Regions from separate parts of the Mus musculus genome. Here all the other regions are linked to region 4. Evidence: chromatin loops called from intact Hi-C (ENCODE). Cell type or tissue: left cerebral cortex. All regions are shown on one strand.

The links. A loop is a pair of places that touch in the nucleus more often than their neighbours do. Peaks named below come from ENCODE experiments on the same cell type or tissue, not always from the same donor. Only the 100,000 strongest peaks of a DNase experiment are listed, where the experiment ranks them.
Region 1: a loop joins it to region 4, with 2.2 times the contacts of the local background. A loop is called at or near these places in 26 of 42 quality-filtered maps.
Region 2: a loop joins it to region 4, with 2.1 times the contacts of the local background. A loop is called at or near these places in 3 of 42 quality-filtered maps.
Region 3: a loop joins it to region 4, with 3 times the contacts of the local background. A loop is called at or near these places in 9 of 42 quality-filtered maps.

What each region holds. Positions count from the first base shown.
Region 1 is chr1:119,671,990-119,679,989 of GRCm38, forward strand. Ptpn4 (protein tyrosine phosphatase, non-receptor type 4) reads right to left here. Exons shown (of 27, transcript NM_019933.2): 24 at 6,766-6,894; 25 at 3,560-3,708. Among named protein-coding and RNA genes, the nearest start is that of Epb41l5, 27 kb to the left of the region's middle. In left cerebral cortex, a CTCF peak has its summit at 3,225 (motif pointing left); a DNase peak (open chromatin) is centred at 3,190.
Region 2 is chr1:119,601,154-119,609,153 of GRCm38, forward strand. Epb41l5 (erythrocyte membrane protein band 4.1 like 5) reads right to left here. Exons shown (of 25, transcript NM_145506.4): 12 at 7,964-8,000; 13 at 6,834-6,940; 14 at 4,075-4,102. Among named protein-coding and RNA genes, the nearest start is that of Epb41l5, 44 kb to the right of the region's middle. In left cerebral cortex, no CTCF peak of the experiment used is centred here; DNase peaks (open chromatin) are centred at 3,477 and 4,432.
Region 3 is chr1:120,009,820-120,017,819 of GRCm38, forward strand. The region is part of intron 1 of Sctr (secretin receptor); the gene reads left to right. Among named protein-coding and RNA genes, the nearest start is that of Sctr, 6.8 kb to the left of the region's middle. In left cerebral cortex, CTCF peaks have their summits at 3,520 (motif pointing left) and 6,574 (motif pointing right); a DNase peak (open chromatin) is centred at 3,498.
Region 4 is chr1:119,553,972-119,561,971 of GRCm38, forward strand. Epb41l5 (erythrocyte membrane protein band 4.1 like 5) reads right to left here. Exons shown (of 25, transcript NM_145506.4): 21 at 1,081-1,171; 22 at 235-309. Among named protein-coding and RNA genes, the nearest start is that of 3830432H09Rik, 22 kb to the left of the region's middle. In left cerebral cortex, no CTCF peak of the experiment used is centred here; DNase peaks (open chromatin) are centred at 3,863 and 4,123; H3K27ac peaks cover 1,668 bases.

The DNA.
Region 1 (8,000 bases), 120 kb after region 4:
TACAAGAGCAGCCAGTGTTCTTGACTGATGAGCCATCTCTCCGGTCACTATGCTTGCTGTTGTGAGATACTGTCTTTTCTCTTACAGTGTTTGTCTTGTTTGGAAAAGGGGCTTACTATGTTGTACTGCCTGGCCTGAACATCAAAGATCCTACTTCCTTTGCACCAAGGTATGTTCCACTATGCTTGGCTCTTCTACAGTTTTTTTTTTTTTTTAAAGATTTATTTATTTATTTATTATATGTAAGTACACTGTAGCTGTCTTCAGACACTCCAGAAGAGGGCATCAGATCTTGTTACAGATGGTTGTGAGCCACCATGTGGTTGCTGGGATTTGAACTCTGGACCTTCCGAAGAGCAGTCGGGTGCTCTTACCCACTGAGCCATCTCACCAGCCCCCTCTTCTACAGTTTTTAATATTGCTGTGTTTTTACACTTTGGCATCTTGAGTATACTGTACTATGGAGAGGTTCTCTCTTGGTCATGTAATTTGGGGTTCTAAATAACACCTGGGCTTAGATGTTCATTTCTTCCCTAGATTTGGAAAACTGCTTTATTTTCATTGAATAGATTTTCTAGATGAAATTTTTTTAATGTTTAAATGAATTATATTTGAGATCAATCAAATTTTTAAACATAAGTAAGATTGGTCATCATTAGATTGTGCCTGAATATACATAGTCTTGAGTCTCTGTACTCATAACATAGTCAACAGTGTTAATTTTTATCCATTGGACTCTTCATGTTGTCCAAATACATGCACCTCTACTACTTTAAAAGCAACATACACACTGAGTCATACAGGAGATAGATATAATTTATAAGGTCATGACATTAGGAACCTAATTTTAAAATTAATCTTCACAATCCTTATGACATGATAGAGAAAAAAATATAGAACTATTTTTTTCCTTTTTTTTTTTTTTACATATTTTCCTCAATTACATTTCCAATGTATCCGAAAAGTCCCCCATACCCTCTTCCCCCCCCCCCACTTCCCTACACACCCATTCCCATTTTTTTGGCCCTGGCGTTCCCCTGTACTGGGGCATATAAAGTTTGTGTGTCCAATGGGCCTCTCTTTCCAGTGATGGCTGACTAGGCCATCTTTTGATACATATGCAGCTAGAGTCAAGAGCTCCGGGGTGCTGGTTAGTTCATAATGTTATGAAATTTTAATTTTGATTCCTTCTACCCCACAGATTCCTAGATTCTGTCTCTTGATAACATCCTACAGTTTTTGAAAATTGTGGTTGTGACTTTTTGCTTGCTTGCTTGCTTGATTTATTTATTTATTTATTTTGGTTTTTTTGAGACAGGGTTTCTCTGTATAGGCCTGGCTGTCCTGGAACTCAGTTTGTAGACCAGGCTGGCCTCGCACTCAGAAATCCACCTGCCTCTGCCTCCAGAGTACTGGGATTAAAGGCGGGCTTTTAAATCAAGTTTGCATAGTATTCTTCAGGCTTGCCTACAGTCCTGATGTTCTTTTATTGTTGCTACTTCGTCTAGTCCATTGGTGATGCAGTCTACTTTCTATATTTATTAAAAATTTGTTCCTCCAAAGTTTTCATCTCCAACATTGCTATTTGTATTTTGTACATCTCGATTTCCTTGATTAATTTCTTATTCATGTGTAAGCTAACTTTTCTATCCACTTGCTTACTTTCTCCTCTATGTTGCCAGTTTTCTTTCCAAGGCCCCATGTGAAATTCTTAGTTCATTCATCTGCTTATTTGTATTTTCCTTAAAGTCACTAATGATTTTTACAGGAAAATGTTTGAATTTATCCAATATTTTACCTGTTTTAGTATGTTTGAATTTAGTAATTGAGGAGTATTTCTGTGTCTTAATTTGTGCCTTTGTTGGTATGGATTTTTCTTCCACTTTTATTTGGGAATCTTCCTCCCTAGCAGACTATTCTTGCAGGGTAAACCCCCAATATTACTCAGGGAGATGAAAACAAATTGGTAACCCCACAATGAATGTGATATCGAAACACAGTGAAATTGGTTAAACTCCATAACACACCCGCAATGACCAAAGAAGAAAAAAATGGCAAAATGAATGTTAAGTATACTCTGAAGTTAAAAATCATTTATAGCAAAGGTGGAAATAGTAATGAATGGGATAAAGAAAGAAAGGAGAGGAAAAAGGGACACAAGAAACAGTGTTAAGTAAAAGGAAAAAGAAGAGTAGAAATAAGTTATAAAACGGAGGAGGAATCCCCCACTAGAGCAAAGTGGAAGAGCTGGCCCCATTAGCATGGGCACAGGAGAGCTGGGGGTGGGGGGTGGGGAGGCTGATGAACTCACACACACTGGAGTGTGGGAAGGGGCAGGTTCTACAGAACCAAAGTTGTCGAATGCCCATGACACAGGGCACTAAAAGGATATCCAGGCAAGGATCCAGTATTGATGCTGGAGCAACGACTCATTGTGATGACCATTTCCAAGTAAAGCTGTGTGGGAACAGATTACACTGTGTGACCCGCTGCAGCTCCCACAGTGAGATGGTTTTATTTCATTTGTTTTTGGGAGAAGGTTGCAAGGGCAGAGGGTATATATGGAGGGATGAGGAGATGAGTGGAATTGGGATGTATGATGTCAATTTAACAAATAATAAAAAAAATATTAAAATAAAGAAGAGGAGGAAAAAACAGGAGATTAAAAAGAAAAGAAAAGCCGGGCGTGGTGGCGCACACCTTTGATCCCAGCACTCAGGAGGCAGAGGCAGGCAGATTTCTAAGTTCAAGGCCTGCCTGTTCTACAGAGTGAGTTCCAGGACAGCCAGGGCTATACAGAGAAACCCTGTCTTGAAAAACAAAACAAAACAAAACAAAAAAAGCTTGCTGAATAATGAAAAATAAAACCAGTTAAACATGGAAATGAAATTTAAAAAAAATAAAAACACAAAAATTCTATTTTGTAAGATGGGGTGGCAGTATAGTATACATGTACAACTCCAGAATTGGTGGAGGATCGTAAGGGCATTTAGACCAGGTTAGGTTATACAAGACCTTTTCTCAAAAATGTTAAAATAAGAAAACATTAAGATATTACCACTAAAGGTATATATTAAGATATTATCACATGTGACCCAGTGGCAGAAAGAAAGATGCCACTTTGGATCTGCTGCTAGTCATACAGGTTAAGCTTCAGAGGCCCACAGGGCTCTGCACTGTATTAGCTCCCCTAGTTTGTAGAGTAGCAGCCTCTGCTGGCCACACTTAGCCTTGCAATCTAAAACTGAAAACTACATTCCTGTTTTTATAAATTACCAAGTTTCAAATGTCTTGTTATAGCAATACAACACATGGAAACGATGTCAGTATTTCATCATATCCAAGTTACCATCAATTATAAGACACATTCCAATGAAGAGAGACTAAAACAGGAGAACCAGAAAATAACTATTGTTTTTATCCTTTTACATAGTTTCTACACCATTATATTAGAATTTTCTCCATTGTCTACCATCTTCTATTACAACAAAAGGCCAAAATACAGAATGCATTCCCAACAACGTACTTATTCATTTCTTAAGGACAGGAAATAAAGTACCTGCAATGAACAATAATGGGCTCTTCTTTTCCAGCCCTCTGGTCTCGTACATGACAAACAAAATCCAGAAAGTCACTCGAATCATCAGGTACTCCATGGTCAGGCCAGGCTGTGTACTGAATCTGAGTAAGTTGACGGCTCTCATTTTTCTAAATGAAAATGAGAAGTTACACACTTTGACTTAGGAATTACCTTTAAAATATAAAATTCATGCCATTTTAGCTTTAGAAGGAAATAAAACCACCTTTCCATTTTGTCTTGCCATTGTGTATAAACTCACTTAAATACAACATTTGAACTGAAGGAAAACATTTCACAGAAATAGTTGTATCCTTGTAAGTACTAGCTACTTACATTGCTATACTTTTTTTTTTTTTTTTTTGGTAAAGATTTTCCGAGACACAGTTTCTTTGTATAGCTTTTGGCAGTCCTGGAACTAAGTCTGTAGATCAGGCTAGACTCAAATTCATAAAGATCCACCTACTTCTAACTCCCAAGTGCTAGGATTAAAGGTGTTCACCACCACCACCTGGCAACATTGCTATACTTTAATGACTCAATTTTTATGTCTAAGGCATTTTGAACAGGGTAATCAAATAAATTAAGGTCAGAGAACTGCTTAAAAGATTACCTAATAGGGATTCCACGTGAACAAAGATGGTAAAGTAAACACTTTGTGAGCATGAACAAAACTTGAGACAATTATTCCATGACAGGAATGACATCAAAGCCCCAGGAGAATGAAATGGCTCAGCTGCTAGGAGTGCTTATGGCCAAGAATGACCATCTCAACCCAATTGCTGGGACACATACTGTGGAGCAGACAGCAGACTCCTTTAGGTTGTCTTCTGCCCTCTCTGACCTCCACAGGTGCACCATGACAAAACCACAAACACTTGCGCACACATAAATGAGTATAATAAAACATTTAAATACAAAATCTCTCAAATATACAGATAGAGTATATAAATATATAATATATATATACTTGGCTGCAGTAAGGGGAGCAATGATGGATATAATTAAAGTAAGAACTCTGGCTCAAATCCTCAAATCCTAACTCTGCCAGTTTTGGCATTTAATATTTCAGAGGTTCTTTCCTTCAAGTGAAAAGTGAAAGGACACCTACAGCTCCACAGCATCTTTAGGTTTAAAAGGTTTCCTAAAAAGACTAAATCATATCAAATTACTGACTCACACACTTTAAAACAGGATATAACTATCATTCAACATCACTCAGTCTGTGGACAGCCATTTATGTTAAATGCAGATCATGAATGAAAAGACAGGTATCAACTCAGACCACCAAGACCAAGTTCGCGAAAAGGGCATAAATAAGAGAGAAAGACAGAAGACAGAGGCTAAGGGAGAAAGGATAGGAAACAGGAGAGGGGGAAGGAGTATTTGTCCTTGGGATGGGAGTGGGTGGGTGCTGACAAAGGACTGCCTATGGACAGAGAGGAGACAGACTTGGCAGTTTATAAAGGTAAAAGGGGAAGAGTCAGAGTGAGATGATTAATTTTAATTGGGCATGTTAATTAGGTGAGCCAAAGGGGGCTTTAGATTGCTGGACTTCAATACTTTGATAAATGGACTCGTAGTCAGTTTCAGAAGGAGAAAGTGGACTAATAAGGAAATGGGCCTTTTGGGCTAGCACAGGAAGAGAAAACAAGAAAGAAGGGCCAGGCTTGACAGGCTGGCTAGAGCCCCTTCAATGAAGGTCAAAGTCAATCAAGACTTTGGGAGTGGAGGTTGCCGATCTACTATCTATCAGTGTATGTGCAGTTTTATTTTATTTTATTTTATTTCACTTTATTTTATTTTATTTGTTTTGTTTTGTTTTTTTTTTTTCGAGACAGGGTTTCTCTGTGTAGCCCTGGCTGTCCTCGAACTCAGAAATCCACCTGCCTCAGCCTCCCGAGTGCTGGGATTAAAGGCATGCGCCACCACCGCCCAGCATTGTGTGTGTGCATTTTTATGTTGGCTCAACATTTTATGTTTGGCTCAAGCTAGGATTAAATACTTGCACCACAACACTTAGTAACACTGACGGCCATTTTAAACAAAGCCAAAGGAAGAAAGAAACTGCCACATAAGACTGTGAAGGCCCAGGTCTCTCCCACCAATACTTAAAACTTTTGAAGGCAGGAACTCCAAGGGTATGATTAATGACAAGTGACATACAGCCTTACTGGCTCTCTTACAGCCAATAAGGAAGGAGCCTGATGATGTGCTAACATATAGAAAAGGAATCGGACAGTAAATGAAGCTAAACTTTACAGGGAGAAAACGGCTAAAGTTTATTTGAATAAGAATAAATTAAGGATATACTGTCTAGCTTATAATTATAATGTACCAATCTGTAGGTTAATCATTAAGATAGTTCTTTATTTTAATCTTTATTTTCCTAGCTAGATGACCAAGAGGTAGGCAAGTGTGTGTGTATGTGTGCATAGTGATTTCTATCTTCAACATAGTCCTTTTTCTTAGTCTAACTATAGCTATATAAAGCTAGCTATATCTAGCCATGACATTTTTATTTATATAACCAGAGTACCTCAGAACTATGCAAAGATAAATAAAGTGTGTGTGTGTATGTGCATGTATGTGGACTATATATATGTGGAGGCCAGAAAAGTTATCAGGTATCCTCCTTTCTTACTTTCTTCTTATTCCTTTAGAACAGTATCTCTCACTAAACCTGGTCATTGCTCAGAGCTATGCTAGATAGAACTCAGAAAGCCCCAGGGATCCTTCTGTCTAAATTCTCAGAGCTGGGGTCACAGGCACTTGTAGTTATGTCCAGCTTATTATATCAGTGCTGCGATCTGAATTTTCCTTATGACTAATCAGCAAGTGTTCTTTTGTTTTGTTTTTAAGAATTATTTATTTTATGTATATATGAGCACACTGTAGCTATCTCCAGACACACCAGAAGAGGGTATCGGATCCCATTAAAGAATGTTTTGAGTCACCATGTGGTTGTTGGGAATTGAACTCAGGGTCTTTGGAAGAGCAGTCGGTGCACTTAACCTCTGAGCCATTCCTTCAGCCCCCAGCAAGTGTTGTTCTTAACTGATGATCCATCCTTCTAGTCACCAGTTGAGTAACTTTTGTTTCCTAGTAACTAGTCTCAGACTAAAAACATTTTCATTTTCCAAAGTCTTTACAGCAGTTCTTATACACAGACACTCTTGACTTCTTACCTCTTGGTTAAACAGTGTCATCTTCCTGAAGATATAGGCAGGGTTTCCTTCTTCAGAGTGGCAGGTGACTTGATAGCATCCATAGGATGAGCTTTCTGAGGGTTCTGGCCAATACTGGTGACATTTAACCTGATTGTCAACAGATTGAATACAGAAAATTACCTATTTAAGACATAAATTTGAATTCTCCAACTTTCAAAATGATCTAATTTTTTAAGAACTTTCAAATTTATAGGAACTAATTCTCATACATCTTATAGCTACTAATATTTTCGTGTGTACAGGTGCGTATTGTATGAATGTTACTGTGCACATATATGAGTGTGTATGCACACACATGTAGCACTGTGGTCTCTTCCATCACTCACTACCTTGTTTATTTGAGAAAAGGTCTATCACTGTATTTGTAGCTCTTCAGTATGGCTAGGCAAGCTGGCTGGTCAATGAGCACAGGGATCTGCTTATCTCTGCTCTGGCCCTCCAGCTCTAGGGCTACAGATGCAAGCTACCAGATCTAAATGTTACGGTGAGTACTGGGGATCTCACCTTAGGTCCCTATGCACTTTACTTAGTTATCCATCTTGCCTGGCTGTTCACTGACCTTTAAAAACCTTCTCTAAACAATCTGTTTGGCTACATCCTGATAAGAGTTTATCACAGGTGTGTAGGAACATGTGCATATGTGTATGTGCTATATATCCTAGCTCTATTTTCATATCACTGACCCGTTTAAAGTGCAACTGCTTTCAGTACACTTCATAGAACTGTGTAACCATTCCCTAAACTCTTAGTTCATTTTCACTGTGCCATAAAAACCCCATATATTCCTTAGTAGCTGTTATGCTTTCTGACCCATTCCATCCTCTTTCCCAAACCTGGACTTAGGTATCTACTAATCTACTTTCTGTACATATGAAGAACCAATCTGGGATGTTCCATAAAAATGGAATTATACAATAATTTTTGTTTTGTTAACAATTTCTCATTCAGCATAAAGCTCTTCAGTGTCACCCAAATTTTATTATCACTACTTCAGTTACTATTATTGCCAAATATTCTTCAGTATTAAACTTTAAAATTTAAAGTATTGATTTTAAATAAATACAATGAAAAGAATGGTAATATTTGTGTTGCTAGTATTGTGCTGATCACAGTCTTAAGTATTTAGCTGTAATGATTCAAAGCATGGAACCAAAACAAAAGATAAAAGGCTACAAGAGGATGTTCTGAGTATA
Region 2 (8,000 bases), 47 kb after region 4:
AACCTTCAAGTTTCTCTCTTCCAGATCTCTGAAGTTTTTAGAAGTCTATATAATCTCACCCAGTGGCTCATAACCTTCTTGATGCTGTGACCCTTTAACACAGTGCCTCGTGTGGCTGACCCTTAACTATAAAGTTATTTTGTTGATACGTCATAGCTGTAGCTTTGCTACTGTTATGAATCGTAATGTAAATAGCAAGTATGTAACCCTAAAGGGGTTAGGACCCACAGGTTGAGAACTACTGACCTAACTGGTTGGTTTTCCTTCCCCATATTTCATTTATTATAGGTTAATTTTTAAAAATAATTCTATCCCTCACACTTAAAAAAGATTCATTCTATTTTTATTTACATGTATGTTGTGTGTATGTGTGTGTATGCTTATGTGCACACATGTATGAGGGTGCCTGAAAAGGCAGGAAGGTGGCTTGGATCACTTGGAACTGGAGTTACACAGTCGTGAGCAGCCCAATGTGCAAGTAGGGAGTGAAGCTTGGGTCCTCTGGAAGAGCAGCTACCATGCTTCAGCACTGAATCTCAGTTACAGTATCACTATTAAGGATGCTGAACAATGTCTAGGACACCTATCATCCAGTCCCAGCTCCCTCTGCCCTTTTTTGCTATGGAGCTGTGGTTGCTCTTCCCAGACTACAGTATCCTGATTAAAGTGACTTCCTAGTCTATATGTAAAATCTCACCGAACTTGTTTGGAGCAAAAGTTAGCCTCAATGAGTCTATGGTTCACGTCTTACTTTGAAACGTTTCTTATAGCACTTAATAACTTCAGTAGTAACAAAAAAAAAAAAAATTAAACTTGAGAAAAAAAATCAAGTCATATTAACTAAATCGCAACTTCCTGTTTTGAATCTGAACTTAATAATTAAAAAGTAGGGCTTGGGACGTAGCTCACTGGTAGAAAGCTCGTCTAACATCCAGGAGACCTGGTTTTGAGGCTTAGTTCCACAAAGACAAGAACAAGCAAACAAACCAAGCAATAGTGATAAAGAGACAACTGAAGTTAATTCAAGACACTTAGTAGTAACTTGGTTTCTGATTCTAAATGTATATTCCGAGCACCTTAGAGAAGAGCCTCGGGAGAGTCCCACATGCAACAACTGACCCATTTTCTGCTCATGAACAGCACCTACTTACTCTCCTCCCCTTTCCTGTCTCAGCGCTGCTCTAACCCAGGTACAAAGGCACTTGCTCAGTCTCCTCACTCAGGAGAAGGAAGCTCCAGTGGGAGGAAACCGTATTTGTAACAAAACCATCAACTATGCTTTAAAACACTAACTTTTCTCAGTGTACTTTTAGTTCAAGCTCACAAGAAGGGGAAATATTACAAGGAAAAAGACAGACTTACAAAACTGTTACTCAAACTGGTATATTCTATTCAAGAGCAGAGTACAAGGTCAAGAAACATCTTAGGTCAAATAGTTGTACCCTATAAAAATGGCTGTTCTCCACAGTCCACTGGAGCAAAACCAGTCATGCAAACAGAACGGCAAGGGCAAAGGGCATGGATGCCAACACAAACTCAGGTTTTCCAGAGTACTATATGAGATTACTTCAGGAGGGATGGCACTCTCTCATCATTTAACTTCTGAAAGCCCACACACACTGGCGCACGCACACACACACACACACACACACACGCGCGCGCGCGCGCGCACACACGTTTATGTGCATGTGTCTATGCATGAGTACATACACCTGTGTCATTGGAAGCCAACGCAGATCACCTGAAGTTGTGAGCCACTCAATTTTGTTTTGTATAATTTTTGAGATTATAACATAATTATATCATGACTCCCTTCCCTTTCCTCCCTCCAAAGGGCCACCAGTAGCCTGTTTCTGTGGTCTTCTAGAGTCAAAAGTATCACTAACGAAGAGAAAATGACATTTATCCACTAAAGTGAAATTAACTTCAATTCTAGGAAAGAGACCATGCTTATTCTCACTGTGCTGTAATTAAAAGTTAGTACTTCAGAACACCTTACAGAAGAGGCTTTTTTACTTTGCAAATAAAATCCTTAACTATTTCACATCATGTCACTGCTTAAATATTTTGTTCCCATTTCTGCTACTCTTTAAGGTCAAATGCCATGTCCCAGGCTGTTTCAGGAAAGTAAGACATGACCTACTAAAGAAAACAACACCATTTAAAAACACAGAGACAACATTAGTTCCCAATTTCCTTACAAGCACAGATTCTAAATAGTTCAGGGAAAGATAAAAAAAAAAGGTAGAGGAGTTGGTGAGATGGCTCAGAGGGTAAGAGCTCTTCCAAAGTTCCTGAGTTCAAATCCCAGCAACCACATGGTGGCTCACAACCATCTACAATGAGATCCGATGCCCTCTTCTGGTGTGTCTGAAGACAGCTACAATGTACCTACATATAACAATAAATAGATCTTAAAAAAAGGGTAGATTATACACACACACACACACACACACACACATATATATTTAACTTTTATATGTATATATAAAATGACTACTCAGTATCTGAAAATAACAAACCTCTTTTGAAGAGTTCTAAGTCAGACACACAGACAGACAGACCCATTCAGCCACATCCCACACAAAGTTATGTTTATAGGTATTGGTCTGAATCTGATTTGTATTATCATTATTATTATTACCATTGCCACTTATTATTATTATTACTACTACTACTGTTATTGCTATCCTTCCTGAGACAAGATCTTGCTTTATGAACAGGTTGGCATCAGACTCATGGAAATCTAGACCCACCTGCCTCTGGGCTCCTAAGTGCTGGGATTAAAGGCTTGTGTGCCAGCACACCCAGCTTTGACTCTAACTGTTTAATAAGCATCTGGAAGACACCAAATACATGGCTGTTTTTGAAAATAAAGTGGGACAAACCAAAAATGCAAACAAAACACACCAAGGTTTACAGAATGCAACTAAATAGTGCTCAAGGGGAACCTTACAGCTGAAATTGTTATTTATGTATTTAAAGACGTTATCCTGGGTATGGTTGGCTCAGGCCTGTAATCCCACCAGGATTACCAGGACAGAGTTGAAATTTAGTGTAGGGTACATAGACCATCTTTTTTTTTTTTTTTAAAGATTTATTTATTTATTATATGTAAGTACACTGTAGCTGTCTTCAGACACACCAGAAGAGGGCGTCAGATCTCATTACGAGTGGTTGTGAGCCACCATGTGGTTGCTGGGATTTGAACTCAGGACCTTTGGAAGAGCAGTCGGTGCTCTTAACCACTGAGCCATCTGGCCAGCCCTACATAGCCCATCTTAACCCCACTTTAAGATAACACCAAAAGGACAAGGAAGCTGGGTGGGTGCTGCATCATTCTAATGCCCAGCACTTAGTTAGCTAAGGCAGAAGGACCACATAATTAAGGCCAGTGGGCCATCTTAAAAAAAAACAAAAAACCTGGCTTCAAACAACTAAGTTCCAGGCCAGCTAGGGCTGCAAAGTGAGGCTCTGTTTTAAAAACCAACAGAAAATAACAAAACACAGCAGCGGTCTGAGGCAGCGGTGGCAGAGCACTTGCCCATCTGGTCACACTAGGCTCTGGGTAACAGAAGAAGTACCCCGGAAGAGGAGGAAGCAGCCAGAGCAAACTAAATTGTAAGAAACGAGAAGGAACAAATATTAGAGCAAACATCAATTAAAGGCTAACAAACTGAGTCTTCAGCTGACCAAAGAACGAAAGGAGAAGAGATCAGCTTAAATGAGAAAGGAATCAGGCACAACAGTACTGATCTTACAGAAACAATATGGGAAAATAGGAACTACGTATATACAATGACTGTATTTAGCCTACAATAAATTGCTTTTACCTAGAAACCCACCTTTCTTCTGACACTCTGAAATTAATAACATAGCTGTTCCTACCCTATTCTACTTCTGTAAACAGCTTCATTTTTCTGAATATTAATTCATCTGGTGTGTTTTTGTTTCTTATAATCCTAATGCCTGTGAAAATTTGACATTTTGCAAGGCCTTCAACAAATATTTGTTTAATTAACAATTGCAACTATATAAATCTTCTCAGTTCCTACATTACAAGGCAGTACTTACCCAAGATCTTCAGGTTGTGTTGTGCTGGCTGACAGAAGAGAAGAGAAGAGAGAACATCTTATTAGTCCACCCTGCATAACAAATTGCTTTACTATTCAAAGTAAAAGCTCAACTCACTGCTCTATAAAACATACTTCTCAGCCATCGGCTGTGCTGCAGGTCAGAGCAGGAAGGCCAACAGCAGCAGTCACTCTGAGGGTCTATTCCTTTCTTTTTCAAGGGTTTACTTTTATTTCTGTGGACCTGAGTCCGTGTGTGTGGGTGCAGTGTACCCGGAGCTCCAAAGAAAGCCTGAGATCCCTTGGAGCTGGAGTTACTATTGGCACCTGCAGGCCACTTGTGGGTTGCTGGAACCAAATTCAGATCTTCTGTAAAAGCAGTATGCTCTCGTAACTACTGAGCTGCCACCCACCCATCTCTCTAGCACCCTACTCTATTTTTAAAGACTTATGTAAAAATTCATGTATGTGAGTGTGTACATAAGCACCCAGTGAGCCTGTGAAGGCAAGAGGTCTGAGATGACCCTGGAGCCTGAGTTACAGGTGACTGTGATCTGTCTCACAGAGGTGCTAAGAACTTCTGGAGGAGCGTATCTGCTTTTAACTCCTGAATCATCTCTCCAGCCCAACATCTATTTGTCTTAAAATTCCATTAAAAAAATGTATTTCTGCATGTGTATGTCAGTGTCACAGAGCATACATAAGGTCAAAGAACAATGTGTGGGAGTCCATTCTCTCTTTCTGAAATGACCTGGGCCCCACAGATCAAACTCAGGTCAAGCTGAGTGACAAGAAACTTCACTCATGAACTAAACTGTCAGCTCACATCTGTCTTTTAAAGTAACTTTCTCTAAGTCTCATAGACTAAGGCAACTAACTCTGAATTCTGTCAGTAGGAGGATGAAGTATTAAGGCTTTAAACTATCATTTAATTATGTTAACTCATAACCATATATTTAAATTTACAACCACTCAAAAACTTGAGTACAGATCAGTCAGAAAAATTAATTTAAAAACCCACCGCCACAGTCAGCGCGTGGCAGTTTTTTGTTAAGTGGTGATGATAACCTGACAGTAGACATGCTTCAGTAGAAATCCAAACACAAGTTTTAATTTATCTTTTTTTTTTTTTTTTTTGGTTTTTCGAGACAGGGTTTCTCTGTGTAGCCCTGGCTGTCCTGGAACTTACTCTGTAGACCAGGCTGTTTTCGAACTCAGAAATCCCGCCTGCCTCTGCCTCCCAAGTGCTGGGATTAAAGGCGTGCGCCACCACCACCAAGCTTTATCTTTTTTTTTTTTAAAGCACATTTTTTTATTAGATATTTTCTTTATATACATTTCAAATTTCAAATGCTATCCCGAAAGTTCCCTATACCCTCCCCTGGCCCTGCTCCCCTACCCACCCACTCCCACTTCTTGGCCCTGGCGTTCCCCTGTACTGGGCATATAAAGTTTGCAATACCAAGGGGACTCTCTTTCCACTGATGGCCGACTAGGCCATCTTCTGATACATATGCAGCTAGAGATATCAGCTCTGGGGGTACTGGTTAGTTCATATTGTTGTTCCACCTATAGGGCTGCAGACCCCTTTAGCTCCTTGGGTGCTTTCTCTAGCTTCTCCATTGGGGGCCCTGTGTTCCATCTTATAGATGACTTAAATTTATCTTTTAATGAAAACTATGCACTTCTTTTAGAGTTAAAATATTTTAAATGCCAGATAACATTTATGATGTTGTAAATATCTATTCACAACAGACATTGATAAATATTCTATTTTGTGGGATTTCTCAACAGTAAATTGTAATATGGAACAATATAATTTATACTTTTTATTTATTATTATTATTATTATTATTATTATTTGGTTTTTCAAGATATGGTTTCTCTGTTTAACGGTCCTGGCTGTCCTGAAAGTAACTTTGTAGTAGAGACAAGGCTGGCATGAAACTCACAGAGATCTGCCTGCCTCTATTTCCTGAGTGCTGGGATTAAAGACATACACCATCATGACTGGCTTTCATCTACTCATTTTATATTGTCTTACTCTCTGTGTCTTTGTGTGAAACACATATGTCATGGTGTGTGTATGTCAGAAGAGAACTCCTTTTATTTTGTAGGTCTTGGGAAATGACTCAGGCCATTAGGCTTGGCAGCACAGTGCACTTAACACGTAAGTCACCTTACCAGCCTAATATGGAAAAATCTTTACTGAAATCTTCTTTGGGCCCGGAGCAATGGCTCAGTGGTTATGAGTAACTGCTGCTCCTCCAGAGGTCTTGTTTCAAGTCTCAGTATCCAAACCAGACAGCTCACAACTGCCTACATTCCAAGCCAGGGTACTGGCCTTTATAGGGTGCATAAAATGCCACACATGCATGTTTGCATGTGCACACACACATACAAATAAAAAAAATTTAAATATGTTCATTACATGCTAATATTAGAAAAATATCCAAGGGGAGGAACTGCATTTCATCACGCGATTTGAAAGACACAAGAGAGAAAATACCACTCTACTGAAGACATACTAAGTGTGACCCTGCCCAGAACATCTGCACTGAGATTACTACCAAGTTTAATGTCAGCCAATTACAGGACCAATATTACGCAGCTTATTAAAGTCAGACAAAGATGGTTTTAGTTAACTAAAACAGACTTGAGAAAACTCAGGCAGCTTCCTCTCCAGCAAACAGGAAGTGTGAGGACAAGAAGACTGTCCAGGAAGGAAGGACAAGCCTGTGGAGCAGGGCTGCACTTCACCTTTCATTTGCAGCGTCCGTCGGGAATACCGCTTGCTAGGCCTTCTTTCAAAGGAGGTTGATCTTCTTGCTTTATTAGTTTTTGTGGTCTGATATTCTGTTTTTCCACTAAAATAAGTGAAGCAAGTCAACAGGAAGACAGTATGAGGCAACCAGACGCAGAAGAGTAAAATGTCTGCATACATATTATCCTGCACTGAAGCATGCTGAAGGGAACTACTGCCATCGATAGTTTTGTTTTTCTCTTTATCCAAATATTTTTTATTCTCCAGGCTTTGGTATTATACATAACATTAATAACATAGGATTTCTTCTAAGTATATATATCACCTATATATATGTATAAAGACTTATATATTACCTATTAAAACAGAAGAAAATGTCCATGCTATCAGGGAAGCACCTCTCCTTTCCTAGCCATAGGAATTAATACAAAATGTGTAATCCGGAACAAGATTTCCGGTTAGTTCTTTGATGGTCCTGTGGATTAAACTTCAGGCCTTACACATGCTAGGCAAGCCCTCTACCAATGGGCTACATCTTCAGGCCCAACTGAAGTTACTTTTTCTGTGATTATTTCTACAAAAGTGTATCTAGATACACTTAAAAAAACAATTTTGTACTTGTTTGTTTGCCAGCTAAGAAAATCCCTCAGCATTTCTGACATGGTAGAACAGAAATTATCTTCAGAACTCTCTGTGGCTGACTCGTTACACTATGGGCACTGTCATCCCTGCTTTAACTGAAGACTCAAACTGACCGCTACTCAAATATAACAGACATTTTCCAGTTCATGACAGAGGAGCTGGTAAAAGCCAACTGGCCTTCAGCCACAGTATTGTTCATATTAATGTCCCATACATTTTCTGTATGAGATAAACCTGTCAGATTGAAAATTTACCTTGTTACATAAATTTAAATTGTGGCTTATTACATATAAAATTTATTAATATAAATAACAATAATATAACTGATTTCCCATCTAGTCAAGAAATTATTAACAATAACAATACTTCTTTAAAAATTTTGGCCAGTGGATATCTTTGGCAACATACTTTATTTCTCGTGTCTTCTTTTCTACCCCAGTAAAATCAAGAGTTAAGAGTGATGTGAAAACTTGGGGAACTGAACCTGTATCTAAATCGGGATCCTAGTCGAATGAATCCTG
Region 3 (8,000 bases), 460 kb after region 4:
GTTTTTGAGACAGGTCTCATGTAGCCCAGGATGGCCTCCAATTCCCTATGTAACTAAGGACCATCTTGAATTTCTGATCCCACTGCCTCTGCCTACTGAGTACAGGTTGCTGGGTTGGGGTTGGGGTGGAACCGGGGTTTCATGTATACTAGCAAGCACCAGCTAAGCCACACCCCCCAGGTCAACCTTGATGCTTTTGACATATGGACAAGATATAGTAGTTCTGTGCATTGTATGAGCCTGAGTGGCATCTCTGGTCTCCCTAGATTAGGCACCAGGAATACCTCTGCAAAGCCGTGACAACAGAAAATATCATCAGGCACTATCATATACTCTATGAATACAAGGAGGGGAATTGCCCCTCTGTGACAGCTACTGCTTTAAGGTCTGTTGTGTTTCTGAGAGGTACATTAGCAGGACTAAAAATAGTTGTTGCTGATTGGATTTGAGGCACTGTGATGACAGAGACTTTGAGTCCAGTGATGGAAACAGGCTATTAGAATTTGGATTGTGTGTGTGTGTGTGTGTGTGTGTGTGTGTGTGTGTGTGTGTGTATGTGTGTCTGTGTGAAAATGTGTTCGGAGGCCAGAGGTCAACTTTGAGCATCATCCCTCAGAATCCTGTCCATCTTGGTTTTTTGAGACAGAGTCTCACTGAGGTTTGGAACTCAGTGATTTGGCTGGGAAGAGCGGTCTGAGAACACTAAGGACCCACCTCTCTCTACTTCCCACTAGTGACATTTTAAGTATGTGTCACTATGCTTGGCTTTTTTATGTGGGCTCTTGGGAATTGAACTCAGGTCGTTGAACTTAGAATGCAGTCGCTTTACCCACTGAGCTATCTCCCCGTCCTCATAGCTTAAACCTTATATACTCCCCCAAAGGTCTGTGTGTTGGACTTGTTGCCCAGCCCATAGAACAATCAGGAGATAACCATACTTGGGAGGTAGAGTCTAATGGGAGGACGTTAGGGGATACTGTGACCCTGGCCCTTCCTTTACTCCTTTCTGCTTCCTGGCTATCCTGAAGCAGGCAGTGTCCTCTGTCATGTGCTCTCTCTATGATAGACTCTGATGCCACCAGTTCAAATGACACTCTAGGTCAAAATACATCCTTTCTCCTTAGCTGATTTTCTCTGCTACTTCGTCAGAGCAGTGGGAAGCTAACTAACACATAAGCATAGCTAAGAGACTGCAGAGAATGTGTTGTTCTCACTGCCCTGCTTTGGCATTTTCTCCTTGTCCCTGCTTTCTCATCGATGGCTCCGAAAGAGACTCTCCAACATCGGAGCCAGCTTCCCAGTACCCCTGCTGGTCTGAGTGGTTAGCGGTCTGCCGTTCTGCCGCTGTGGTGGCCCCTTCCAGTGTCTCATCACTGGGCCCCAGTCTCCGTGCAGTGTTAAGGACACTGACCTTCACCTGGCTCTGGGGTACCCAAGGCAAACTCACAACACTAAGATCCTATCTACCTGTACTTGCTTACAATAAATACAAGGCAGCTCAGCACTGGGTAAACCTGAAAAAGTGAGACGATCCTGGGGCTGCTGGCTTCAACAGACCACTCTGACATAACACTCTGAACACTAATGGGGATAGGTAGGCCTAGTCAGTCGTGCCTGCAGCCCAGACCATCCTGTCCCTTATAGGAACATGAGTCTGTTAGGATGGGAACCTGGCCTCATAACCTCAGTTAACCCCAGGACTCTCTCTGGAACCTTCCACCTTGCTCCCCTCACCCTCTGCTCTCAGAGACATGCTCATGTGACCTGTCTATTTGAATTCCTGCCCTCCTGATTCACAATCTCATTTCTGGCTGATGGATTTGCTCTTTGTTTCCTGAGAGTCATGACTACCTGGACCGGCTTCCTCAGAGCAGCTAGCTTGATAGATGTGTCTACTGTGAACCCTCTGCTACTTTCCTTCCTATTCATCTTGGTTGGCCAGACTGTCCTAACAAAACCCATACACCGGGGGCTGGGGACGTGTTTGCCTAGCAAGCACAAGGACCTAAGTTTGATTTCATGTTTAAAAAGATCAGATATAATGGTTCTCAGCTTTGGAAAGGTGGAGACCAGCAGACCTTAGGGCTCTGGGGTCAGCCAGCCCAGCCTACTTGGTAAGATCCAAGCCAGTAAAAGACCCTGTCTCAAAACAAACAAACAAACAAACAAACAAACAGAAAATAAACAAAAATGAGGCAGCAAATGAATAAAATAATACATTGGGTTGATCTTTGGTACACCTGTGTGAGTGAACACACACACACACACACACACACACGCATACACACACGCACACCACAGAATGACTAGCATAAACAACAAAGGATTCTTTTCCTATATTCTGGAGCTGAAGTCTACTCAAGATCTAGCACATCCAGTGTCTTGTGAGGGTTCACTTCCTGGCTTCTAGGTAGCTCCTCTGTTCTCTTGTGGCCTGTCCAGGGAGCCTGCTGGGTGGATATTGTCTCCTCTACAAGAATATGGATCTTTTACAGTTCAGCCCCCACCTTTACCCCTTTACTGACATTTATTACATTCTGAGAGTCTCTGTCTCCAATTACAGGCACACTGGTGTGAGGGCTTCAGTGTATGAACTGGGCTGACATAGACATTCAGTTCATGGCACTGCCATCTTGTCATGAGCAGTCCCTAGACCTTGCCTATCTGTGTTGCTCAGCTTTCGTCATTAAGCAAACACATGGGATCACGAGATTCCGTTCATGGTCAATTAGCCTATTGTTCTGGTCCATGGCGAGGCCCAGTTTTGAGTCACCTGGGCAGAGACTATCCCTGGAAGGCTGTCTAGATTGGGTTGCCCTCAGGGAATATGTCTGGGGATTATACAGATCACATTCATTAAGGTGGAACGCCTTCGAGGTTGCCACCGTTCTCTGGGTAGAGGATTCTGATTGTGAAGAAGTAGAGAGAAGAGCTGAGCGTTAGCGTGCAAGCATTTGTTGGGACTGTGGATGTGAGGGGACCAGCTGGCTCAAGCTCCCGCTGCCAAGACCGCTGCCACGCTGGACCGAATCACAGAACAGTGAGGGAGTATGGAACCGTGAGCTGGAAGAACCCCCTTTTCCCTTTGCTCTTGTCAGAGTACTTTATTACAGCAACAGAAACAAAACTAAGATGCGTTTCTCCCTCCCCTCTACACACACTGACCTGTCTTTTACTAGTTCCTGCCTTCTAAATGTTCTACGACCTTCCAAATAACACCAAGTTAGGAACTCAGCCTCTAATACACTGGGGACCATACTAGATCCAAACTATACCACTGACGCATACCTCAGGAGCTTCCTTCCCCAGGTGATCCAACCTTGCATGGCCACCCACTGAGGTCTCTCCCAGCTCTGCTTCTCTGTGCCTGACTTCTTCAGATTCTGCTCAGAAGTGGGGTCACACTGAGTGTCTCCTCTCATTAACTGCTCAGCTTGTCCAGTCCCTTCAGGGCTGGTAAAATAGCTCTCTGCACACCTCCCTCCACAGTCCCAGCTCTGCCCCCTGGTGGCCAGCTTCTTGGAGGCTGTTTCTGGGCTCCTAACCTTCATTTTATCTTGCTGCAGCCTGGCTCCTACTCAGCACCCACAGAATCAGGCTTATCAGTGGCCTCTATCTAGCCCCATTTGCTAGACATTTTTGAAAAAAAATCTTTAAAATTGTATGTGTTTTGAATGAAAGATGAGACAGCTTAGTCAGTAAATGCTTGCCTGGCAACCAGGAGAACCTGATTTTTATCCCCGTGTCAAAGCATCAAGTGTGGAGGTTGGTTCATGATTAAAATCACAGCACTAGGGAGACTGAGACAGGAGAGTCCCTGGAGCTTGCTGGCCCGACAGTCCAGCCTAACCAGTAAGCTTCAGGCCAATGACAGACCTTGTATCAAAGGAGCATAACATCCAAGGTTGTCCCCCAGCTTTGATACATGCACATACTTATATATACTTACATATACGTATATACATGCTCACACAATTAAAAATCACACCTGCATAAGGGGACATGATGTTTTGATGTACATTATGAAATGGTCACCACAGTCAAACAAATTTACATGCATCTCTTTTGTGTGTGTGTGTGTGCGCACGTGTGTGTACATGCATGTGTATATGTGTGTGTGATGAGTTCTTGAAATCAACTAAGTAGCTCTCCCTTTCCTTCATCTCCAAGCTCCATGTAATCACCATTTTATACTGTTTTTGTCCGTTTGTCTTTTTGGACTGTGTGTGCATGTACATGTGCCTATTTATGCATGTGTATGTACATGCAGATGCATGTGCCATCTACTTTGTTTTTGTGAGACAACATCGCTCCTTTGGCCTTATAATTGCTGACGCAGGCTGGCGGGCCAGTGAGACCCTAGCATTCACTTGTCTCCACTTCTCCAGGGCTGGGATGGCAAGAACCTATAGCTGTGTCTTGCTTTTTAACACGGATTCTAGCAATCAAACTCAGGTCCTCATGCTGGCAGGCCAACAGAGCATCTTTCCAGCTCAGAGATGTATTTAGTACAGTTTCAGAGGATGGAGAATCCAATATTGAGGAGCTGCCTCTAGGTAGGTCCTTCAGTCTATGTCATCATAGAAGAAGAAGGGCTAGGACAGAGTCTGACAAATACAGATGTGGGTGCTCACAGCTGACCACTGAGCACGGACCCCAGTGGAGGAGTTAGAAAAAACACTGAAGGAGTTGAAGGGGTTTACAACCCCATAGAAAGAACTACAATATCAACCAACAGACACCCCCCCCAGAGCTCCCAAGGACTAAACCACCAACCAAAGAGTACACATGGAGGGACCCATGGCTCCAGCTGCTTATGTAGCAGATGACGGCCTTTTAGAGCATCAGTGGGAAGAGAGGCCCTTGGTCCTGTGGAGGATCTATGCCCCAGTTTAGGGGAATGCTTGGGCAGTGAGGCAGGAGTGGGTAGGAGGGGGAGTATCCTCATAGAAGCAGGGGGAGGGGGTTGATGGGGGTTTGCGGAGGGGAAACTGGAAAAGGGGATAAAAATAAATAAAATATCCAGTAAAAAAATGAAAACAAAAAAGAGAAGGCAAGAGATGGTGTGTGTGTGTATGTGTGTACATGCATGTATGAGTGAATGTGCATGTGTGTGTATGAGAGAGAGAGAGAGAGACAGAGAGAGAGAGACAGAGAGAGAGAGAGAGTGCAAATATCCTTTCATTTGAAATCCACTCCTAGGATAACTCTTCACACACACACACACACACACACACACACACACACACACACACACCTATATGTATGTATCTGTGTGTGTGCATGTGTGTATGTTGGGAACTGAGCTGAGTTTCCAACAGGAGAACCTCAGTGACACATCCAAGTCATAGCAGTACATCGTATGAGAAACAGAAAGGATGCAGTAACAGAGAGATGGGGTCAGGAAGAACACATCCCTCTGACCTAGGCAGAGGGGCGGAGCAATGCAGCTCCCTTCAGGCATGTGAAGCTGGGGGCTCTGTCCTGGCTCTGCCCCTGTGTCCCCGCCTCCCAACTGCCTCTGTGTGGTTCCTCATGCTGCATCTTCTCAGCCTCACAGGATCCTTCTCCCCATGGTCATTGTCCTCTTGCTTTGCTGATGTCACCAAATGACCTTCTGCAGCAGCCCTGCCACCCATCTGTCTGTCCATCCATCCACCTATCCATCCATCTGTCCATCTGTCCAGCTCACCTCTCTGTACTTAGATCATCCTACTCAAGCTTTGCTTCTCCACCTGGAGATCCTTCATTGTTGACCCCTCTTCGTCTGGACATACTATTGTCACCTCAGCACTTGAGTTAAGCATTGCTCTTTCCTGCAGTCTCCATACCTGTCCCCCCAACCTCCCTCTGCACTGTCCACCCTATTCCTCCTCCCACCAAGCCCTTACCACCACACACTCTGGCCGCTGACCTCTCTGTACCCGCTGAAGACCATGAGCTCCAACAGTGGAGGTCATAACCTATTCCCCTCCTGTCCTCAGCTAAGCAGATGCTGGGCTATAGCCGTGCCGATCAGTGTTTGATGGTGACGTTTGGTGTTCTGACCTGGTCAGATGACAGTGAGATCCCTTCTTCTTTTTCACTGTCTAAACTCTTTCTTTTGCTCTGCTACCAAAACCATTTCTTTGCACACTCAAGTTGTCAGGCAAGTGATTGCATTATGGGATATGAAGAGCAAGATGATGATGTTGAGTTTTTTCGCTTTCTTCAGCATTTAGGGGTGTGTGTGTGTGTATGTGTGTGTGTGTGTGTACATGTGCTTATAAGTGTGTGTACATATGCAATGCAGCTGGAAGTCAGAGTTCTACACTGAATGCCATCTCTGTCTTATCTTTCTTTTCTTTTCATGTGTATATAGTGCGCATGCACACATTTCTGTGTGTTCACATGTGTGTGAGAGCACATTCAGTGTGTGCATGTGGAGGCCTGGGGTTGAGGTTAGGTGAGTCCCTCAATCATTCTTCCACTTTCTTTCTTTAAAAACATGTTTATTTTATTTTATTTTTTTATTTCTGTGTATGCATGCATTTCTGCATGGAAGCGTGAGTCTGTGAGTGCAGTTCCCTGAAGAGAACAGAAGATGGCACTGGATCCCCTGGAGTTACAAGGGATTGCTAGTCACCCAAGTCACCCAACCTGGGTACTAGGAAGTGGACTTGGGTCTTTTGCAAGAGCAGCAAGTGCTTCTAACTGCTGAGCCACCTCTCCAGCCCCATCTGGTTATTATCTGAGGCAGTGTCTCAGTGAACCCAGAGCTTGAGAGTTACGTTAATTTACCTAGACAGGTTTTTGTCTCTACTTTATGAGTGCTGGGATTCCTGTCAGGCTGCCATGCCTACCAGGCATTTACATGGGCTCTGGTGATCCTTACAGTTGCATAACAAACTCTTTTTTGTTTGTTTGTTTGTTTGTTTTTTGAGACAGGGTTTCTCTGTGTAGCCCTGGCTGCTCTGGAACTCACTCTGTAGGCCAGGCTGGCCTTGAACTCAGAAATCTGCCTGTCTCTGCCTCCCAAGTGCTGGGATTTAAGACATGCACCACCACTGCTGGCTATAACAAACTCTTTACTTCCTGAGTCATCTCCACAGCCTCTCAGTTTTTAAGAAGGGATCTGGAACTTTCAGACTTAAGAGTTCATAATTAAACTAACACTAGTTAATGGGATGCAGTGTCTTTCCTTCTTCCTGTTGATATCTGCTTCACTGCCCCTACCTCCAGACCGGGCTGAACTCTTCTATTGTTTTCTCAAGGACAAACTGTGGCTGCCTATAGCTTCAAGTCCATCTGTATGGTGAACAGGGTAAGCTGACATTACATGCCCCATGGCAGGGCCAAGAATCCAAGAGCATAGAGATTATCCCAAACTTGGTAACTGTGTTTTTCTCTTTTGGCTTCATCAGTGAGCTGGCAACAGAGAGCAACCGACACAGACTCGGGGCTGCTCCTGGGGACCTTTGGCTCTCAGGTGGAGAGGATACAGTAAAACGTATCTTCCATTTGGGAAACATCCAAAGACAGAGATGGCAGGTGTCAGAGGACCATCCGGCAGCAAATACAAGCTTGTGTGCTGTTGCAGGCCCAGCCTTAACTGAGTTAAGGACAGAGAGTGCCATTCCTCACATGGACGCTGTTGGATGCGTAAAGATTCAGAAATGACAAGTCAAATACCAGTTCTTTAAAAAGGAAGCCACTGGAGAGGTGGCTCAGGGGTTAAAAGTGTTTACTCTTGCAGAGGACACAGGTTCTGTTCCCAGCACCCACATGGTGGTTTACCACAACCTGTAACTGTAGTTCTAGAGGATCAGAGTCCTTTTCCCTCCCCCAAGGGCACTCCATATACATAATTTCACACAGGTACATACACATAAGTTAAAAACAAATACATCTTTAAAAAAATTAGCACAGGCTATACCTGAATTACATGTTGAATTAAAATATATGACTAAAAAATAAAAAGGTAGGACTCTGGCTCAATTGGTATTAGCTGGCCTACCACA
Region 4 (8,000 bases):
AAATCCTATTTCTACCTCATTTTATGTGCACTACTGTGCTCAGCTTTATATGAGTTTTGGGGACCCACACTCAGGTCCTCATATAGCATATGCTTTACCCACCAAGCCATCTCCCCAGTCCTAAAAATTCTGATGAAAAGTTTACTAAATTATCAAGTAAAAAAAAATTGGAACCAAACAAGAACATTTTCAAAGCAAGTGTCTTTTGACCTTGCTGTTTCAAGACACACTTACCTGAGGTGTTACTGTGTGGTCCATCAGATTCTCTGTCAGAGAAAGAAGTAAGGCGTCCAGTTCATCAGTAGCATCCTAAAGAAGACAGGGCACCAAGAGTCCATGAATGACTGCCCTCGTACTAAGCTCTTCGCAGTCTCTGAATTTCTAATAGTGACCAGGCCCTACCTATTATTGATCCTTTAAGCAAAAAGGGAAATTCAGAAATGAGCTTTGAATGATTATTCCATTTCAAGGAGAAGAAACTATACAATAATCAGAACTAGAAAAAGAAGTACTCTGTGAATATTCATGCAGCTCTTGCATCTACACAGATAAAGCCTGGTAGTTCAGACAGTGACTGGCTTGTGGCCAGCCTGGCAGGTTTGGATAGGAGAGTCCTGGTGCCCCAGCTGAATCCTCCTGAGAAGGGAAAGGGCACCCAGGTGGCAGTGAGATGCAGGCCATGCATTGCGTTAGGGCAGAAAGTCAATGCAATTCAGCAATACAATGTGATCACGTAAGAAAAGAAGTTACTGTTGGAAATGCAGGACTGTTGACAATAGAGAGCTCTAGGAAAACATGTATTGTTGATATCATTTTGCGGCAACTACTAAACAAATTGATGTGTACCAAAGTGCTGTTTCTTCAGGTAGAGGCACAGCCAGCAAGCAGACTGCCCCCAGCTGAAGCAGACACAAGCAGCATAGAGACTGGGAAGAAGATTCTTGTCTTTCCAGGAGATGAAGCTCAGCTGTGCCTCTTGCCTCAATTCCCAGTGCCAACTACAAGTCACCAGCTGTCCCTCATTATAGTACAGGTTAAACTCAATATTGTCTTTTGAAAAATGGAAAGCAATCTTCTTACCTTTAGTACAGAGGCACTGTCTGCAGCTGTGCCATGCACCGGAGTGAGGGAATCTTTACAGACGGGCACATCATTTTCATTGAATGCAGTACTGGAAGGAAATAAAAGCAGGCCTGGATAAAGGTGGCACTAATTCCTCCAGGAGAATACGGGGGCCATGGAGAGGAAGAAAGGGCAGCTGGGGAGGAACACTCAGTTTTGATATCCAACACAGACTCTTTAGATACTGAGTCCAATAGCTTCCTTCCTACAGTCACACTAAGATGATAGAAAAGACTTGTCTTTAAGGGGGCCAGGAAACATAGGACCTAAAAACTAAGGGTTGCCAGTAGAGTTTAAAGCCTTCAGGAAATTCAAGAGTGATCTACTTTAGAAAAGTATGGTTAGAGCTTCAAACCCAGAGGGATTATACAGAAGATGGGAAGTGAGGAGGATCTCTTTTCTCTTTTTTTGTGACAGGATCTCACTATTTGCTCTGGCTGTCCTGGAACTATGTAGACCAGGTGGCCTTGAACTTACAGAGATCCATTCACCACTGCCTCCCAAGTGCTGGGAAGAAAGATGTGGGTGCCACAAAGCCTGGCTTTGTTAGCTTCTTCTTCCCTCTAGTCTGTGATAAACTATATGACCGAGAAAGCTCAGTGGATCACGAAACACAAAGGAGAAGAGTGAGGAAACAGGAGGCGCCACAGTGAGAGCACAGGGTGGAGAGCAAGTGCAGAAGAAGTAACACCCAGGATTCTGCAGATATTGCAACAGGTAGACAAGAGGATGCTGACCTTCCTGTGACCTGCAGGCCTGGCATACGACCAGGTCTTTATCTCCTGATGAGAACAACAATGGTCTATCTGTGGTTTCAGTGCCAGGAAAGGAGAGGGAGGCCCACAGCTGACCATCTAAGTCATCAGAACGGGCTGGAAATCTCATCTTTACTGTCACTGAAAACTTTGGACACAGTAATGATGAAAATGTCCCAACTAAGCCAGGCAGCAGTGGTCACATTTTTAATCCCAGTACTTAGGAGGCAGAGGCAAGTTTATCCCTGGGAGTTCGAGGCCAGCCTGGTCTATAGACTTGAGTTCCATAACAGTCATGGTTACACAGTGAAATCCTGTCTCAAAACATTAAAAAACAAACAAAAAAACCAAACCAAACCAAACCAAACCACCACCAACAACAACAAAACCCTAGAAAAAAGTCCCAACTAATGAATACTACAGAAAAAAGTCACTTCACCTCTGGTCAAGGAAATCACTCAGAAACGGAATCGATAAAATACTGACTTTTAAAGTGATGGACTATGCTCTAGAAGTGGCCTCGTGTGCAGCTTACAGTGCTGACCACATGGGGAGCAGCCCATGTGCAGGCCAGCCCCTACCTCAGCATCTTTCCACACTGCTGTGGGAGGAAGGTCACTGCAAAGGAAGAATGAACAACTGCGGCGGACTTCTAAACAGCAGGTAACATGAAAAAACAAAAGGTAACATTTTAAATTTCAGAAATGTAAAAACCTAAACAGCAAAAATATTTCATCTTACAAAGTTTAAAAACCATGCAAACCAATAAAAATTTATGGTAAAAATTTATGTACATAATAAAAGTAGTAAAAACAGTCCACACAGGAACCTGAATAAAGGATCTGGGATTGAAATAGTCCCATGCTTAAGAGTGTTACCGTACACAGACAAAGACCTGAGTTCAAATCCCTGAAACCCATATAACAATGCTGGGTGTGGTCATACAGGACGTGTAGTCCCAGCCCTATAGGTGACAGAGACACAAGGATCACTTGGGCTTGTTGGCTGCCAGGATAACACCAGACTCAGCGACAGACCCTGTCTCAAGGGAGGCAGTGATAGCATAGGATACTGAGGCTTCTCTTAGGCTTCTGCTGAGAGGCAAAGAAAGCCACAGAGGAAGAAATTTGGGGGGAAAACCCTGAAGTCGCCACAAAATGGAGCAATTTGGAAAATGCTGAATGTGCCAAGGTAGGACTCTGGGTCCCCTGCTGAAAGCAGACTGGAGCTCAGGGTACAGGGGAGACAGCACCCCTACAGCCCCAGCCCTGGAAGCCTTCTAAATGCTGCACAATGTCTCAACACAGACAACTGTAAAGACCATGAGAACATTTTATTACATTAGTGTGTGTGTGTGTGTGTGTGTGTGCACACGCGTGCTTGCACACATGTGTGGAGGCTAGGAGGACAAACTGTGGGAGTCTGCTCTCTCTTCCTACCAAGTGCGTCCAGGGATTAGGCTCAGGGTGCCATGCTTGGCAGCCAGTGCCTCTACTCACTGAGTCACTTCCCAGGACCCTAAAGAATTCATTATTTTTACTTTTACGTGTATTAGTATTATGCCTGCATATATGTTCACACATCATATGCATCCATGGTGCCACACAGGTCAGAAGAGAGTACAGTTATAGACGGTTATGAGCTGCCTTGTGGGTGCTGGGAATGAACCCAGGTCCTCTGTAAAGAATACATTGTTCTTAGGAAGCTAAGAACCCTACTTAGCCCTACTTTCCTCTGGTTTTTTTCATTTTCTTTTATGTCTTGGCTCTAGTCACATGAACTCTGTCAAATCACTAGCTGAATTCTAAACTAGGGCAGCAGGCATCAGAGACCACAGATAACAAAGACATCTCAAAGTGTTACTTTGAACAGTTACCAACTATTATATAACCACACAGCAGGCAGAACCAAGAAAGCCTAAGACTCAGCTTTGAGAATTACATCATCAAGTCCAAAATGTCCACTTTTCAAATTAAATGTGACAAACTGTGACTCACTCACAAGAAGAAAGACTGTAGCAGAAGCTCCGAAAGCACAGAGAACTTCAGTGGCCGAAGGGCTCAACTGGGTCAAATTCTCTCAGAAAACAAGAACTGCATGAGACCAGAACAGTGTGACAACAGACAAAAATGAACCAAATGGAAACTTAGAGCCAGAAAAAAAGTATGGCTTTTTAGTTAAAAATTTTCTACATCTTTTCAACAGCAGATTTACAAGGCAGAAAAATCAATGTGCTTACACAGAGCAACAGAGTTTATGCAACATCGAATGCAGAAGCCAAACAAGGAAAGCAGAGTGAGTTGAGTCTCGGAGAAGGGCCAGAAGGCCTGCCTGAATAAACACCAGCTGAAAATGGCTAGGAAAGAGACACACATGAGCTCAAGAACTCTGTGAGGTAACCTCAAGAGAGATCTATGCCATCTGTGTTAACTATTCAGTACTGAAAGCCAGGCCACACAGAGACTCTTGAGAAATGATCCCTCCCACCCAATGGATCCTCATAAGGACAGGTCAGTTTTTTCATCAGAAAACCTCTACCTGTAACCCCAGCAACTGACAGATAGGAGCAGGTCACGGGAGCCTGGGTTACAGGGCAGTGACAAAACATTCCTGGGTATCTATCTGCCTCTTGATGCAGACCCAGCTCAACTCCTTCCCAATCCTCTCGCAGCCTTCCCTGCTAGTCATCTCCACTCCTTTGTGTTAGCCACCAGTATCTAGAAAGACTTTCTACCAAGGACCCACAGTGGCCATACAAGGCTGGGGCTCAGGTAGGTGATTTTCATTATCCATCCTTCCTTCCTCCATGATCTTGCTACTCTTACCTCAGCTCTGAGGCAGCCGGCTTACAGGTGCCTCCTTTCTCATTCCAACTCCATCTACTGAACACTCGGACTCTTGAAGCAGCCCCAAGGTCTTCCTAGCCCTTCCACCTGTCTCTCCAGAGATTCTTTGTCTTCCTGCGGCCAACTTTAGGGAGCCCTTCCTCCCCTCACACTTCTACTCCCTGGGTAACCTGCCTTTTGGTGAGGACCGGATCACCCTATCTCTTCCCACAGCTCCTCTCAGCTATTTCTCCAAGCTCATCTCTATTCCTCTTTGCCAACCACTGACTGGCAGAACTCTCTACCTAGGATCGTGAGAGGTTATACCTCCTAAAACAGCAATCAAAGAATGGATCCCCATCCAAAGACAACCAGAGGCCAATGCTTAGAAGCACTTCAATCATAATTACAGATGTCTAGACCTCACTGCAGAACAAACACGCACAGCCAGGACAACATTCCTCTACCAAGACCTACTGTAGCCCTGAGACATGCAACACAGCTGAGACACAAGACAAGAACGTCAAAGCAGCCAGGTGACTATGCTCAAGGACCTTAAAGAGGATACTAATAAATCCACTAATGAAAACAAGAGGAAACAGAGGAATGAAATAAAGAAAACAGTTTAAAACATGAAAATAGAAGTAGAATCACTAAAGAAACCCACGCTGAAAAAAAAACACCTGGAAATAAAAAATGTACGCTGTCAAACAAAGTTAGAGTTAAGCCTCACTAGCAGAGTAAAGATATGGAAAGAGACAGCAACACCTTGATAGCAAGATAGAGGAAATGGCTAACTCTGTCACAGAAGAGGTTCAAAACAAAGACCAGGCACAAAACAATCCAGAAATCTGGGATTCTATGAAAAAACCAAATCTACAAATAGGGAATGTGGAAGGAAGAGAAACCCAGGTTAAAGACACAGTAAACATTTTCAACAAAATCATAGAAGAAAATGTCTCCAATCTAAAGAATGTAGTGCCTAACAAGATATAAGAAGCTGTCTTAGAGTTCTATTGCTGTGAAGAGACTATGGCCACAGCAATTCTTATAAAGGACAACACTGAATTAGGGCTGGCTTACAGTTTCAGAAGTTCAGTCCATTACTCTCATGGCTGGAAGCATGGCAGCCTGCAGGCAGACATGGTGCTAGTGAAGGAGCTAAGAGTTCTACATCTGGATCAGCAGGCAGTAGGAAGTGACTGAGCTTTTGGACCTCAAAGCCCACCCTCTAGTGACAGATTTTCTCTAACAAGGCCACTCCCTATGGGCCAAGCATTCAAACAGATGAGTCTATAGGGGGGGGGGGGTGTAAAAAGAACACCAAACAGACTGGGCCAGGTAAGACATTCCCAATGACACATAATAACCAAAATAGTGAAACACTGAAACATAAAACAAAGAAAGGATATTTAAAGGTTCAGAAAAAAAGACAAAGTAGCCTTTACAGGCAGGCCCAAAGCACCTGACTTCTCATTGAAGACTGAAAGCCAGAGGTCTGGGATGAATGTTCTACAAACATTATCTAATGCCAGCTTAGACTCCTACCCATCACAACTATCAATAACCACAGACTGAGAAAGAAAAACATCCCATAAATAAAGCCAAATTTAAGCAGTATCTATTTAGCAACTAAACTCTACAGAAGGAACTAGAGGGAAAAATTCAATCTGAAGAGATTAACCACACCTAAGAAGACACAAGGAATAAATAATCCCAGAACTGGGATTATTAAAGAGGGAGAATAACCCACACCATAAAAATAAAAGAACAGAAATCAAGAAACACTGCTTATTGGTAACTCATTATTATTTTTTTAAAGAGACATTTATTTATTTATAATGATTTCTTTATTTATTATTTTATGTATATGAGTACACTGTAGCTGTACAAATGCCTGTGAGCCTTCATGTGGTTGTTGGGAATTGAATTTTTAGGATCTCTGCTCGGTCCGGTAGGCCCTGTTTACTCTGGTCAACTCCACTCACGCTCAGTCCCTGGTTGCTCGGGCCCAAAGATTTATTTATTATTACACATTAGTACACTGTAGCTGTCTTCAGACACTCCAGAAGAGGGCGTCAGATCTCATTACAGATGGTTGTGAGTCACCATGTGGTTGCTGGGAACTGAACTCAGGACCTCTGGAAGAGCAGTCAGTCCTCTTAACCTCTGAGCCCATCTCTCCAGCCCCCGTAATTCATTATCAATAGTCTCAGTTCAAAAGTAAAATGGCACTAACAGATTGGACTAGATAAGAGGGTCCAAGAAACACACCTCAGTATCAAGTATAGACATGGTAAAAGGCTGAAGAAAGGTTTTCCAAGCAAATGGACCTAAGAAGCAAGTGGCTGTAGTCATTTTAACATCTGACAAAGTAGGCTCCATACCAAAACCAATCAGAAGAAACAGGGAAGGGCACTATGTCCTCATCAAAGGATAAATCCACCAAGAGGATATACTGTAATTTTAAAAAACATAGGTACACCAAATACAAGGGCACCCAAGTTCATAAGAGAAACACCACTACAGTCATAGTGGGAGACTTCAACCCCACACTCTTACCAATAAACAGGTCAGCCAGATAAACTCAACAGAAAATGGTAGATGTTAAATATCGTGAGAATTCCAATGGACTGGCAGATATTTACATTTTACCCAATGCAAAAGAATATACTTTCTTAGTAGAAGCTTATGGAACTCTCTAAAATTGACCACATATGTGGACAAAAAGCAAATCTCACCAAATCAAGAAAATCAAGACACTCAGCATCTTATCTAACAACCATGGACTAGAGTTCGTTATCAACAACAGGACTAACAGAAAGTATACAAACTCATGACTGAATGAAAAATGGGTCAAGACAGAAACCAGGAAGGAAATTAAACTTTCTAGAATTAAATGAAAATATGACATACCCAAACCTATAGGACCTGATAAAGGCGGTTCTAGGAGGCCAAGTGCCTACATACAAAAACTGATGAGATCTTGTATTAATAACTTAGTGGCATATGCCAAAGAACAAGAAGAACAAATAACACCCCAAAAGAGTAGACATAGTGGTAAGGAAATAATCAAACTTGGAGCTGAAATAAATGAAACAGAAATAAGCAAAGAAAAAGAATAAAAAAATAATGAAACAAAGAGTTGGTTCTTTGACAAAATGAGTAAGACTTAAAAACCCTTAGCTGAATTAGCTAAAGACAGAGAAGATCCAGATTAATAAAATTTGAAATGAAAGGTATACTGGCTACTTTTGTGTCAACTTGACACAGGCTGGAGTTATCACAGAGAAAGGAG